Linked DNA regions of Homo sapiens: region 1 is linked to region 2. A link is a contact called in ENCODE Hi-C data. All regions are on one chromosome and are shown on one strand. Each heading gives the region's core, a stretch centred on a gene start or an enhancer-like site at or near the end of the contact. The rest is flanking DNA. Distances are from core to core; before and after follow the strand shown.

What was found. A loop is a pair of places that touch in the nucleus more often than their neighbours do. Pooled maps may share reads with other maps.
Region 1: a map of CD4-positive, alpha-beta memory T cell shows a loop between it and region 2 (24-fold over the local background). The contact joins the promoter of LSM14B here to the promoter of VAPB in region 2. A Hi-C loop is called at or near these places in 1 of 168 maps with a recorded cell type or tissue (CD4-positive, alpha-beta memory T cell), 1 of 37 single-sample maps with no recorded cell type and 7 of 50 pooled maps.

What each region holds. Positions count from the first base shown.
Region 1 is chr20:62,118,777-62,124,828 of GRCh38, reverse strand. It overlaps LSM14B (LSM family member 14B), which reads right to left and starts at 2,354. Exons shown (of 9, transcript NM_144703.3): 1 at 2,036-2,354; 2 at 49-212. The coding sequence starts at 2,162. LOC105372706 (a long non-coding RNA gene) reads left to right here and starts at 1,145. Exons shown (of 3, transcript XR_936963.2): 1 at 1,145-1,373. RefSeq lists enhancers at 778-1,465, 1,466-2,154, 2,155-2,842 and silencers at 1,506-2,045, 2,206-3,295.
Region 2 is chr20:58,386,972-58,393,291 of GRCh38, reverse strand. VAPB (VAMP associated protein B and C) reads right to left here and starts at 4,063. Exons shown (of 6, transcript NM_004738.5): 1 at 3,775-4,063. The coding sequence starts at 3,832. RefSeq lists silencers at 3,535-3,654, 3,915-4,354.

The sequences.
Region 1 (6,052 bases), core at 1,105-3,604, 3.7 Mb before region 2:
AAACCAGCATCTCCTACAGCATGCACAGAGGGACAGTGGCACACTTACCTGAACAATGGCGGGATCCTGCGGGAGTGTGTGCTGAGCTTTCGGAGGTTCACACACAGTGATATCCTTGATGTCACTTCCTCGGAAAATGATGTACTCATAAATCTCCTCTCTGGGGGGCGCAGGCCTATCTGTGGGACGGTCTTCAGTGCCAAAGGACCTCACTTATGAGTGGAGAAAGAGAAGCGTTATTGTTGTCCTCAGCCAGTTCAATCAACCCTGACACCACTGCTCCCAAGCCTTCCAAAAGACGGCGACACTTGCTCAGAGCCACAACACAGCACCCCAGGTCCACATTTCAACAACTACTTAATGCCCCGATTTTCAATGGACAGTGCTGATAATGCACCAATTGGTGAAGCTCCAGACAACAGACAGCTCTAGATCACAAAGATGACAAGGAACAATTTCACAGACTGACAGTCTGATGTGCGAAGGCACCAACGTACAGAGCTCTCAGCAAAACAAGGCTTGCTTCGTAAGGCCTCCCTGTTCACGTTTGACTCTGTAGATCCAACAGCCAGCCGGCTGCTTTATGCCCAAAGCCTCACCGCACATTGCGCCTGAGGAGGCAGTTTTCTCACAAAGGAATCTAGACGAGTGTTGCCCTTACCCTTCTATCCATAACAAACCTTGGAACAGCTGTAACAGAAAACAAAGGGAGACAGGGTCCCAGGATTATGGACCTCTGACCCCGGCTTCCGCATCTATAAGGAATTGAGTCTACTAACCCCTAACCAGCAGGCTTCCAGGAGCGCCCAAGTCTCTTTCTAGCAAGCCTCTAGGGGCAGAGGTGGGTGGGACAGCAGCCTCTAACTGGTAAGACACAACTCCTGCTAACTCCTGGGCCTACTCTGGGCCTCAGCTTCTCTAACTGGGCTCTCCTGTAATAAGTGTAGTGAGGTTCCATGGCTGCAAGTGAGTGCATAGCCCTGGCATACTCAACAAGCTCCTGAAGCCACGCAGGAGACGGGCTTCAAAAGGAGACACTCCCTGTTTGGAATGAGTGCGTTCTTCTACACATGAAGTTCCCTGTGACCTAAGCAGCGTTTCAGACGCGTCTAGACACTTCAAGAACCCCTGGGAGCCTAGCGCCAGATCCAGCACACACACGGGCTTAGGCAGACGTGGCTCCACGGGCACTTTTCTCTGAGAGGCAGGGGAAGTGCACTCCCCGTCTTCTCTGGGTGATGAAGACAAAGAAACTCTGGACCACCCGCTGCCTCAACAACCTCAGAGATTCTGACTCTAAAGAGCCCCCCTCCTGTAAGTCCTCCAGCGGCCACAGCCGGTTACGAGCACCCACAGGCGGCTGTCACCAAAAGGTAAGCCCCACAGTGGGAAGGTCAGGATAGAGCAGGAGAACCGTTTAAACCGGGGCATCTGGCTGCCAACGGATGCTTCTGCCTTGGCAGGAGGCCGCATTAGGACGCGGTATTTGTTCAGGATCAAGGCCCCAGCTGTCTAATAAGTTCCAGAAAGGCTTGCAGGATTCGCGTGTTGTGACCCCACCCCCAGCCTTCGGGAGACGCCGGGACACTGGCCCCGCCACCCGACCTCGAGGCTCCCCCGCAGGGATCCCCCCAGGCTGGCGGGGAGGAGGCCCGCTGACGGGAGCCGCCCTGCTCCTCGGAGCTGGCACCTGCAGAGGTGGGCTGGGCGGCCGAGGGGGCGGCACCGCGGGGGCCGGGCCCGCCCCTCACCAAACACCGCCGGGCGCCCGCGCACAATCCCGCCGCCCTGGGAGCCCAGGGAGACCATTGTGCGGCCGGCTACGCTGGGGGAGGGTGGCGCGCGGGAAGGGGGCGCCTCGGGGGCGTCCGGGGTGAAGGCGCGGGCAGGGGATCTCGGGCCGGGTGTGCCCTGGGTGGGTTCTGGGCGGGGTCTGGGCGCCAGGCTCCGGGGCGCCCCGGGGCGGGGAGGGCACCGCAGGCCGGGGCTGTTGGCGGACGGGGGTCAGCGGGCTCGGGCGGGCGGCGGCCGCTACCTTTGGCGAGCGCCACGGTGGAGTTGTCGGTGTCGATGGTGTAGAGAATGCCCTCGTAGCGGATCTGCGCCTTGGAGATGAGGCTGATCTTGCTGCCCAGATACGGGGTGCCTGAGGAGCCGCTCATGGCGGCGGCCGGGGTGCGTCGGGCCGCGGTGGGGAAGGAGCGCCGGGCCGCGGCCCGCTCCGCCGCCGCGCGGTGGCCTGGCCGCCCGCTCCTGCGCTCCTCCGCCCGCCGCCGCCTCCGCCTGGGCGCCTCCTCGCCACCGCCCGAGGGGCCTGCGCGGGCACCGAGCGAACCAAGAAGGGGCGCGCGACTGGGGCTCTGAGAGGAGCGCGGGGGAGGAGGGGCCGCCGCAGCCACATCCGGGGCCTCGCGCCGCCACGCACCGCCACGCACCGCCCCTTCACGCTCGCCGCCCATTGGCTCGCCGCGCCCGCCGTCCTTTAAATATGGCCGGGCCGCCAGCTGGGGGGCGGGCCCTCGCGTCGTTCCTGCGCAGCAAGGCGCCGCTGGCCGGGGGCGGGTCTCCCCGGCGATCCGCCCCACCCTCGGCCGGCTCCCGGCGGGCCCCTCGCGGAGCTGGGAGCACGAGACTGAGCGGGCGGGGGGAGGGGTGGGAAGCGGCCCGGGAGGAGCGCGCGTGCGCGTGGGCGGGCGGCTGCGGTTTGCACGCTCAGTGGGCGGGACCGGGGAGGAGCGCCAGGCCCCGCCCGCGCGCGTGCCGGCGCCGCCCCGGACCCTGGGCGCCGCGAACACGGGGGCTTTGCCCCCTTGGCCTCAGTTTCCCCTCCTACAGAAGTGGGGTCCGGACGACTCCCCTATCTTGGGCCAGATGCGCCTATAGCCCTCACCCTCATGGGGGACCGGGGAGTGGCGGAGGCCCTGGGCGCCGGGTGTTCCCGGGCAGCCCCGGGACTCCCGCCCCAGTGCCCAGGTGCCGGCGGGGGGCGGGCGCGGCGGCAGCTCCCGGGAAGGCGGCGCTTCCGGCGTGGCAGCCTCTAAATATAACATGCTGAGCACACTTTCTCTTTTAATCCTGCCCCTCCTCCCAAAGCCTGCCGCAGCTTTCCATTTCCCTTAAAATAAATTCTGACTGGCTACCGGGGGCCTCGGAGCCTCCGCTCGTACCCGGGGCTGCGGCCCGGAGGCCTTGCCCACCTCCCCGGCCGTGGAGGAAGCTCGGCCGCCCGCCGTCGCTTAGCTGCGGGCCCTCCTCGCGTATACTCCGCGTGATTAGTGACCGAGGGCGCGCGGTGTGTGCTTTTTTTGCTTCCGTCTTGACCGTGAACATCATCAGATCACGGACCAATATTGGGTCCTGGAAAAAAAAAGTAGTGGGTGGTGACTATAAAAATGCAATAGGCTGGGCGCGGTGGCTCACGCCTGTAATCCCAACACTTTGGGAGGCGGAGGCGGGCGGATCACTTGAGGTGAGGAGTTCAAGACCAGCCTGGGCAAAATGGTGAAACCCTGTCTCTACTCTAAAAATACAAAAAAACTAGCCGGGCGTGGTGACAGACACGTGTAATCCCCAGCTACTCGGGAGTCTGAGGCAGGAGAATCGCTTGAGCCTGAGACGTGAAGATTGCAGTCAGCAGAGATCTCACCACTGCATTCCAGCCTGGGCGACAGAGCTAGACCCCGTCTCAAGAAAAATAATAATAAAAATGAAATAGAATAAGCTAGAAGATATCAGATGGCGTGGTGGGTGGCTCATGCCTGTAATCTCAGCACTCTGGGAGGCCGAAGCGGGAAGATCACTGGAGGCCAGGAGTTTGAGATCAGCCTGGGCGACATATGGAGACCCCATCTCTACAAAAAAAAAAAAAACTTTAAAAAAAATTGGGCGAGTGTGGGGGCACATACTTGTAGTTCCAGCTCCTGGGGAGGTGGAGGCAGAGGCGGGAGGATCACTTGAGCCCAGGAGTTGGAGGCTGCAATGAGCTGTGATTGGACTACTGCACGCAGGGGTGGCAGCAAGACCCTATTTCTAAAGGAAAAAAAGAAAATAATAGTATCTCGCATGGTGAAAGTAAGTATTATTTTGTGAAATATTTAATTCACCTGTTTGTGTAAGTGTGGACTTGGTAAGGACCTAGAATGTGTTTCTGACTATAATAAGAAGATCTTACCTGCCCTGCAGGGTAGACGCTGTGACTCCCCATTTGACAGAAGGGGAAACAGAGGCCCAGCACGGGGGAGTCACGCAGAGAAGTTGCAGTCTGGCCTGGTGGCATCCTCCACAGGCTTGGGGCCGCATCACACTGTCTCTTGTCTCTTCACAAAGGTGAAGCCAACCTGCTCCCACCAGAGCCCGGCAATGGCCAGTAAGAGAACAGTGATGAGTTTAAGGAAGGGGACACAGGAAGCAGAAGAGAAGAGGGAAAATTCAGTTTCATCTGCCAAGATTGACCTGTACATTCTAGAATTGCTTCTTGGCTCCTGGAACATCATATGCAGGAAGAGAACAGAGACAGCAAAGCCATGGAGTCAGCCCAGCTCAGGGAGGAGAGGTCTCCAGCGACTGGGGCATCTGGCCCTGGGAAGCGCGACCCAGACTCTCAGCTTCTCAACACAGCACATCCTTCCCCACTTGGATATACAGGGTGCACCTGTCAGGAGGAGGTGCCAACCAGGTCTCCTGAGTGAGCTGGCCTGGTGATCCCATGTGGAGTCAAAGTCCTTCTGTCCCCCCACCCCACCCCATTTTCCAAGTAAGGAAATCCAAGGTCACAAATCCTGTACTTCATGCCTCCTAGTTTCTGAGCCACAGGCTTCTGGCTGTGTTGGGGGTGGGGTGCATGCTTCACTAGCAGGAGCTGATTCTGCCTTGAAAAGGAGCTGGCCTCTGAGCCCCCGGACTGAAGGCAGGGAGGGTGCAGTTCCCAGAGACCTCCGAGTGCCTGCCCAGCCCGTGGGTGTGCAGCTGGTGGCTCCCTGAGAACATTAGCCACCCTGCAAATGCCCAGGAAGGCAGAGGCTAAAAATATACGTAGTGCCCAGGTCCAGGAATGCAGGCCCTGCCATTCATTCCTTGGTATCCTGCCCAAAGTGGAGGGCACTTGGGTGAGGTCTGAGAAGGCGACAGTTGTGCCAGGCCTAAGTCGACCTGGACGTTCACTGGCATGGCTTGTTTTCCAGGCTGGGGCACATGTATCCAGCACCTCCACTATAAGCAGCTCTTTACTGTGCACAGGTCTGAACAGCCCACCTGCCTGGTAATCACCAGGCTTTAGACCAGCGAGCCCAAGGATTTGGAGGAATGAGCTGGGGCTTCTGGGAAACCCTGGGCCACTTGGACTGCCTGCCTCAGTTTCTTCATTTGCCTGTCCATCTCACTGGTGTGCTTGAGGACCCCGGAAGATCATGCCTGTGAAGGGCTTTGAGAGTAACCAGGGGCTATTCTGGAGGAACGTGTAGGAACTGGGTGTGCTGAGGGCACTGGGAGGGCCATAGGGACAGCTGGAGAGGTTTCTGCTGCAGCCACAAGCCACTCATTACGTGCTTGCTCTGTGTATGTAGGAGCATGCCGTGGTCCCCAGTGACAGGTGGGGAGACATGGAGTAAGGACCCTGCTCCACGTTGCATCACCAGTCTAGCTGGGGTGGCACAGGCCAGCATCCTGCAGCAGGTAAGGGTGCCCCACCACAGAAAACCATCCTGTGACTCTAATGTTCCCCTGAGCAAGAATGACTGGCACAGCCATTGATCTCACAGGTGTCATTGCTCAGTAGGCGCCACACAAAACAGCTGAGTTAATTCAGAGGGCGTTAACGATGGGTGGTCCACAGATAAGTCAGTGGTCTGAAGTGTGGCCACGTGCTGGTGAGACAGGACTCAACCGTCCCCGTCCCCTCATTCAGGATCTGGCGCAGGAGAGGGGATTGGGGAGGCCCTGCAGGCCTCAGGCCCCCTCCCCCGAGGAAGACCCTCCAACCGCACAGGTGCAACAGCACCAGCCTGAAGGGAGCTGAGGAGGGCACAGGTGTGCCGTGTGGGGAGGCTCAGGGCCA
Region 2 (6,320 bases), core at 2,814-5,313:
TGGAAGGCTGAGGCGGGAGGACTGCTTGAGGCCAGGAATTCAAGACCAGCCTGGGCAACATGGCAAGACTCTATCTTTACAAAAAAATTTAAAAATTAGCCAGGAATGGTGGCATCTGTAGTCCTAGCTACCAGGGAACCTAAAGCAGGAGGATCTCTTGAGCCCAGGAGTTTGAGGCTACAGTGAGCTATGATGGCACCACTGCCCTCCAGCCTGGGTGACAGAGCAAGACCCTGCCAAAAAACAAAAACATTTACTCTCTCAGAAAGATACCCCTAGTCTGAAAGAGCTTAATGTTCACTTACTAAAAATATCTCATGAAAGTCAACCTTAAGTCTAGGCAAATCCTCCTGTGTCATGCTTCTTTCAGGAAGCCACCAGGCTTTCTCCTTTTGATATTTATGATGCAGCATAGTACTTCCTATAAAACTGCATAAAGTCATATAAATTTGCATTCTTTTTCTTCTGTAACATCCTTAAATTTAACATACCACACAAAATTCCCAAGATTAAAGAGTCTGACAATATACAATCCCATACGATCAACTTAGGCTGCATTTAAAAGATAATTTTTCCTTTGAATGGGCATTTTAGTTATTACCTTCTCAAGTAAAGTTAGCTCAGAGGTTCATCTAGGTGAACGACCAGAAATCAGAGTCGTCACCCTGAGTAACCTGGAAGAAACCAGTTAAATGTGCCATTTCTCATCCTGAAATGAATTATCTCTAAGTCAGGGTATTCAGTCTCTATTAATTGTACTGTCTTAGCATTCAGTTTAAAACAAACAAACAACACACCTCATGACGTCATTTAAGAACACACACAGATGTCTCTTCTAAAGTTATGAGCCAGAGGCCTTCAACAATTTGGTACCACTTCTCTTGGACCACTTCCCTAGCAAAAATATCCAGTGACTTTGGCATAATTACTTTGGCCAATCCAGGGCCAGAATGATCGCTATTCTCTGCCACACCTTTCAGGTACAGAAGTGATGAAACCACTTAAGTAGTTAAGTGGTTGTCTAATCTCTGTATAGTACTATGCACTTACAAAGCCACTAACAGCCATGTCATTCCTTCTAAACACGTTCTACAAGAGGCAACGTGGACACGAGCATCATCCCCATTGACCGAATAACCACCCCAGGCTTTGAGGAGTGAAGTGGCCTAAGGTCACACATCTTTCAGTAAAACAATTGAACAAAATCTTAAATTTTCTCAAATGAGTGCCTCTTTCCATAACATATTAGACAACAGAGTTTGTACTGGGATTTGGGGGTTTTCAGAAAGTTAATGCAAGGAAGGACTGCTCAAGGAGAAGCAACACAATTTTAACTTGGACACTGGCTGCATCTATGCATAAAGGGACTGAGATCTGACTCTTGTCTACTCACCAGCCTTGTCTCCCATCTTGCCAGGCAACCACAACAAATGTTCTTTGTTGCTGTCATTCAGAACCACTAGTGGTGGCCGGGCTCACGCCTGTAATCCCAGCACTTTGAGAGGCCAAGGAGGGCGGATCACTTGAGGTCCGGAGTTTGAGACCAGCCTGGCCAACATAGTGAAACACCGTCTCTACTAAAAATACAAAATTTAGCCAGGCGTAGTGGCACATGCCTGTATGTAATCCCAGCTACTCAAGAGGCTGAGGCAGGAGAATCACTTGAACCTGGGAGGCAGAGGCTGCAGTGAGATGGCGCCTCTGCACTCCAGCCTGGGTGACAGAGTGAGAACTCTATCTCAAAAAAAAAAAAACTACTAGTGGCATCCCAAAGGAGCCCAGTCATCTCAGTGTTTGTGCCTCTGTGCATGCAATTTCCTCTGTCTGAAATGTTCCCCACCCTTTCCTTCTTTGAGCCTTCTTCTACTCGACCTTTATAACTGAGCTCAAATGACACCTCTTTCAGGAGTTGACCTCCTCAATGCTCCTGGAGCACTCTGGACTACCCTACATCATTGTCCTGTCCTGGCTGTTATTCTCATCTGCCCCCTTCCCTAAAGTACTGGGAGGAGGTTGAGGGAAAATAGGAGAGTACAGCTGATATAACTTGGCTTCTCTGGGTATCTGACACACAGATCAGGTACTCAGTAAATGTTTGTGGACTAACCGAATGAACCCACCAATTATCAGGAGAAGCCAAGCCAGGCCTCCCAGATAGAGAAAGAACTTCAGACAACTCAAGTGGAAACTAAGGCTCACTATTTTCACTTTAGCTACCTGGACTTCTTTCCCAATCTGGCATCCCCAGAAGGCCATGAGAACATCATGAAAGCTCAAGTACTATCCTGGAATTACAATCCACGGTAGGTTTGGTGGGGTTTTTCGGTTTTTTCATTTTAATTGGAAAGCCTTTGGTTCTCTGTAAATTCAGAGTTATTTCACATTGTTAACTTGGAAGGCAAAGTGACAGCCACCGTTCTGGAGTATTTCCCAGCGATCAGACAGCAAAACGGTTAAGAGCGTGAACTCTGAAGTCTGGGTTCAAATGTACCATTTGCCAACTGGGTAACTTTGGGTAAGTTACCCTACACTACTTCCCAATAGGACATATAAACTGGAGAGCCTCTGGCCATTCATTCATTCATAAATACCAACTGAGCATCTACTGTGAGTCCGGTGCTAGCGATATAGTGGAGACCCGGCCTTCCAATCTAAAGTACGCTTCCATGGAGTCAGACTGTTCCATTTCCTACACAGCACTTAGCACTATCTGCAATGATCTTGTGTGTTGGTTTGTCTGTCCTCGTCGGAAGGTAAGCTCTGTGAGAGCAGAGGCCTTATCTGTCTTGTGCATCCATCACCTCCCCAGAGCCTCCCACATCACTGGATACACGCAAAAAGAAAGAATGAGCATGTCAGACAAGAACTTTTACCTCGTGGCCCTGGTGAAGGTAGGAAAAAAAAAAAAAAAACAAAAGTAACAACATAGAAAACATAAAGGCACAAATTACAGAGGTAATAGTATCTGGGAGAAACCAGGGTCATGGCTTCCCATCGCCGCAGGTGTTGCTCCAGACAGCTCTGCGGAGAAAAAGGATCCCAGCACCGTGGCAGCCTCCTTGCACCGCAACCAGGAGACAGCATGAGGGACGCAGTGAAAGGAAAATGGGCCCAATCCCATCAGAAGTCCTGAGGAGGTTCATTTGTTGGTTCAACATGTTCATCTGTTGGTTCAACAGGTATTTATTTACTAGGCGTATAATGTGTGCTGGGTACACAGCAGCGAACTGACAAGAGCCTGTCCTCATGCAGTTTCCCTTCTAGTATTGAAACAGTGATTTTGGGTATGAAAAGTGCCGTGCTGACCACGAAACAGTGACGGAATAGGGAATGACAGCAGGTGTGCACGGTGGCTGGGTGGTCACAGCAGGCCTCTCTGAGCAGCTGACACCTCAACTAAGCCCTGAGGTCAACACTGTCACGGAGCAGGGGAAGAAACTTCTAGGCAAAGGCAGCGGCGGAGGCTCACACTAGAGAGGATCACAAACTGGTAAGTTACAAAGTGACAAGTGCCTCGAAGGCAAGTCCCAGGAGGCTGGGGGTCGGGGAGGAGGCGCAGGCCCCGGCTCCCGCACCAGCCCTCTCGGGTCCCGGCCACTCCGGGCAGTTCTGGGGAGCGCGGCGAGCGCCAAGGCCCGGCCCGGCCTCGCCGCCCCCCGCGACAGCGCCGTCGGGGTGGGGACGAGGGCCGACGTCACCCGCCGCGCCGGGCTCCGTCCTTCCAGCACTGGGGCGGAGGCCGCGGGCAGGAAGGTGGCGGCCTCTGGGGCTTACCTCGGAATTTGAGCTCGTGCTGCGGCTCGAGGCTCAGGACCTGCTCCACCTTCGCCATGTTCCTTAGCGGCGGAGCACCTTTGGCGGGGAGACCCCTGAGAGGTCACCGGGGCGGGAAGCGTTAATGCTGCGCCCGCTTTAAGTTTTACAAAAAGGCGGGGACCGGTCGGGGCACGGGCGGGGGTCCTCTACCGGGTGGGCGCGCTGGGGGGGGGTCGGTCTACGCGGTGCAGGCGCAGGGGCGGAGGGCGAGGGCGAGGCCGCGGTGCCCGGCGAGCTGACGGCACGCACGCACGCACGCACGCACGCAGAGTCGTACACACGCACGCACGCAGCAGGCTGGCCCGCTCTGGCGGCGGGAAGCTGCGCCCTGCGCCGCCGGCTCCAGGGGCGGGGACTAAAGCTGCGCGCGTAGAGCCCCTTCCGGGACAGTGCGCAGGCGCGGCACAAGCCACGGGGGCGGGACTGCGGGGCAGTAAGGGGCGGGGCTTCGGGCCGCTCAGGAGGCGGGGTCTGTAGTCCAGCTACGACAGCCACCGCGGAAACTATTAAGGGCCCGCTGGGGGCCAGCTTCGTGTTAAGTGCTTTATTCAATAATAACAATTAGAATAAACTTCCACTTTTCTCTTGCTTATGTAGTGCCAGGCACTGTTAGAGACTTTGAATAATAGTGAAAGTACTTAGTATAAGTATAATGTTTATGGGTGAGTGATATGGGCTAGGCACTGTGACGTCTTGTAAATAATAATTATAAATATAATAAACTACCAATTATTGCTTATTTATTTTGTATCACTCTACTGAATGCTTCCAATAACAACAGCAACTACAATAAATACAAGCTACTCTACGTTAAATGTTTACTATGCAACTGGCACTGTGCTGAATTCTTTACTAGTAAATTCTATTTGTTTATGCAACAAATATTTAGAAATACAATGATCAGAAAAGCGAACCTGATTCCAATCCTTTTACTATAGCCTAGTGAAGAGACATCTTTTGAATAAATAACCACACACGTAAGTTAAATAATTAAAAATTGCTGGAGAATCCAGATCTGCTTGACCTCAAAAGTGGATACTCTACATCATGATTACCGTTTAAATTGTATTTCATTATATTATGTTTACTATGGAAGTTAAATAGGTGTTCTTAATAGTCTCCTATACATACCCATATAGGTGAGACAAATGTGGCAAATTGCTAGCAATGGCTGACTCTACATCGCAGGTATATGGTTTTCTTGTACTGTTTCTCCCACTTTGCTGTATACTTGAAATTTTTCATGATAAAAAGGTTTTTTAAAAGAATAGTCTTTGTATTTTAACTGGAGCATTTAGTCCATTTACATTTATTATATTTACTGATATATCTGGAATTATTTCTACCATTGTATTTTGTTATTTCTATTTGTCCTGCCTGGTTTTTTTCCCCTTTCCTTTCTTCTTTAGGGTTTATTTTTATTCTCATTCTGATTTTCTTCACCTGTATACTCTATTTCTAAGTTTTAGTGGTTACTTCAAACTTTTGGGCATGCATACTTACCTTGTGAAAGTCCAATATCTTTAAATATTTGTAAAAATGTCTTTACCCTGTTTCCTTAAAATATAAAGACTTTGGAGTACTTTAATCACCCATCCTCTAAATTATACACCTTAATGTAGTGTATGTTAAGTTTAACCTTTGCCACTGTAACCCCAAGAGACATTACTAAATTGTTTTATTCAGTCAACATTAGTTTAGATTCAGCCACACAATTACCATTTTTATCCACCTTTTCTTCTTGCATCTCAGCTTTCACCAACAGGATCACTCTCCTTTTGCCTGAGGTAAATCCTTTAAATTTTATTTTTTTGTAGCTTCGTTGGTGCAAATCCTCTCAGTTTCTGCTCATCTGCAAATGGATTCATTTTTGCCTTTTGTTGTTTTTATTTTATTTATTTATTTATTTGGAGATGAGGTCTTGCTCTGTTGCCCATGCTGGAGTGCAGTGGCATGATCGTGGCTCACTGCAACCTGTATCTCCCAGGCTGAAACAATCCTCCCACCTCAGACTCCGGTGTAGCTGGGACTAAAAGCATGCACCACCACGCCCAGCTAATTTTTTTATTTTCTGTAAAATCTCACTATGTTGCCCAGGCTGGTTTCAAACTCCTGGGCTCAAGTGATCCTCCTGCTTCAGCCGCCAAAGTGCTAGGATTACAGGCATGAGCCACTGCGCCTGGCCTTGCCCTTGTTCTTGACAGATATTTTGGCTTGCTTGCTTGAATGACAGCTGTCCTCTCTCAGCACACTTGATTGCCATCCACTGTTTGCCTGTTCCCCCTCATTGCTCCTCAGGAGTCCAGTGACAATCTTAACATCGTTCCTTCATAGGTTGTTGGTCTTTTCTCCCTCTTCTCATGTTCTACAGTTTTACCATGCTGTATCTTTTTTTTTTTTTTTTTTTGAGACGGAGTCTCGCTCTGTCCCCCAGTCTGGAGTGCAGTGACGCCATCTCAGCTCACTGCAACCTCCGCCTCCCATGTTCAAGCGATTCTCCTGCC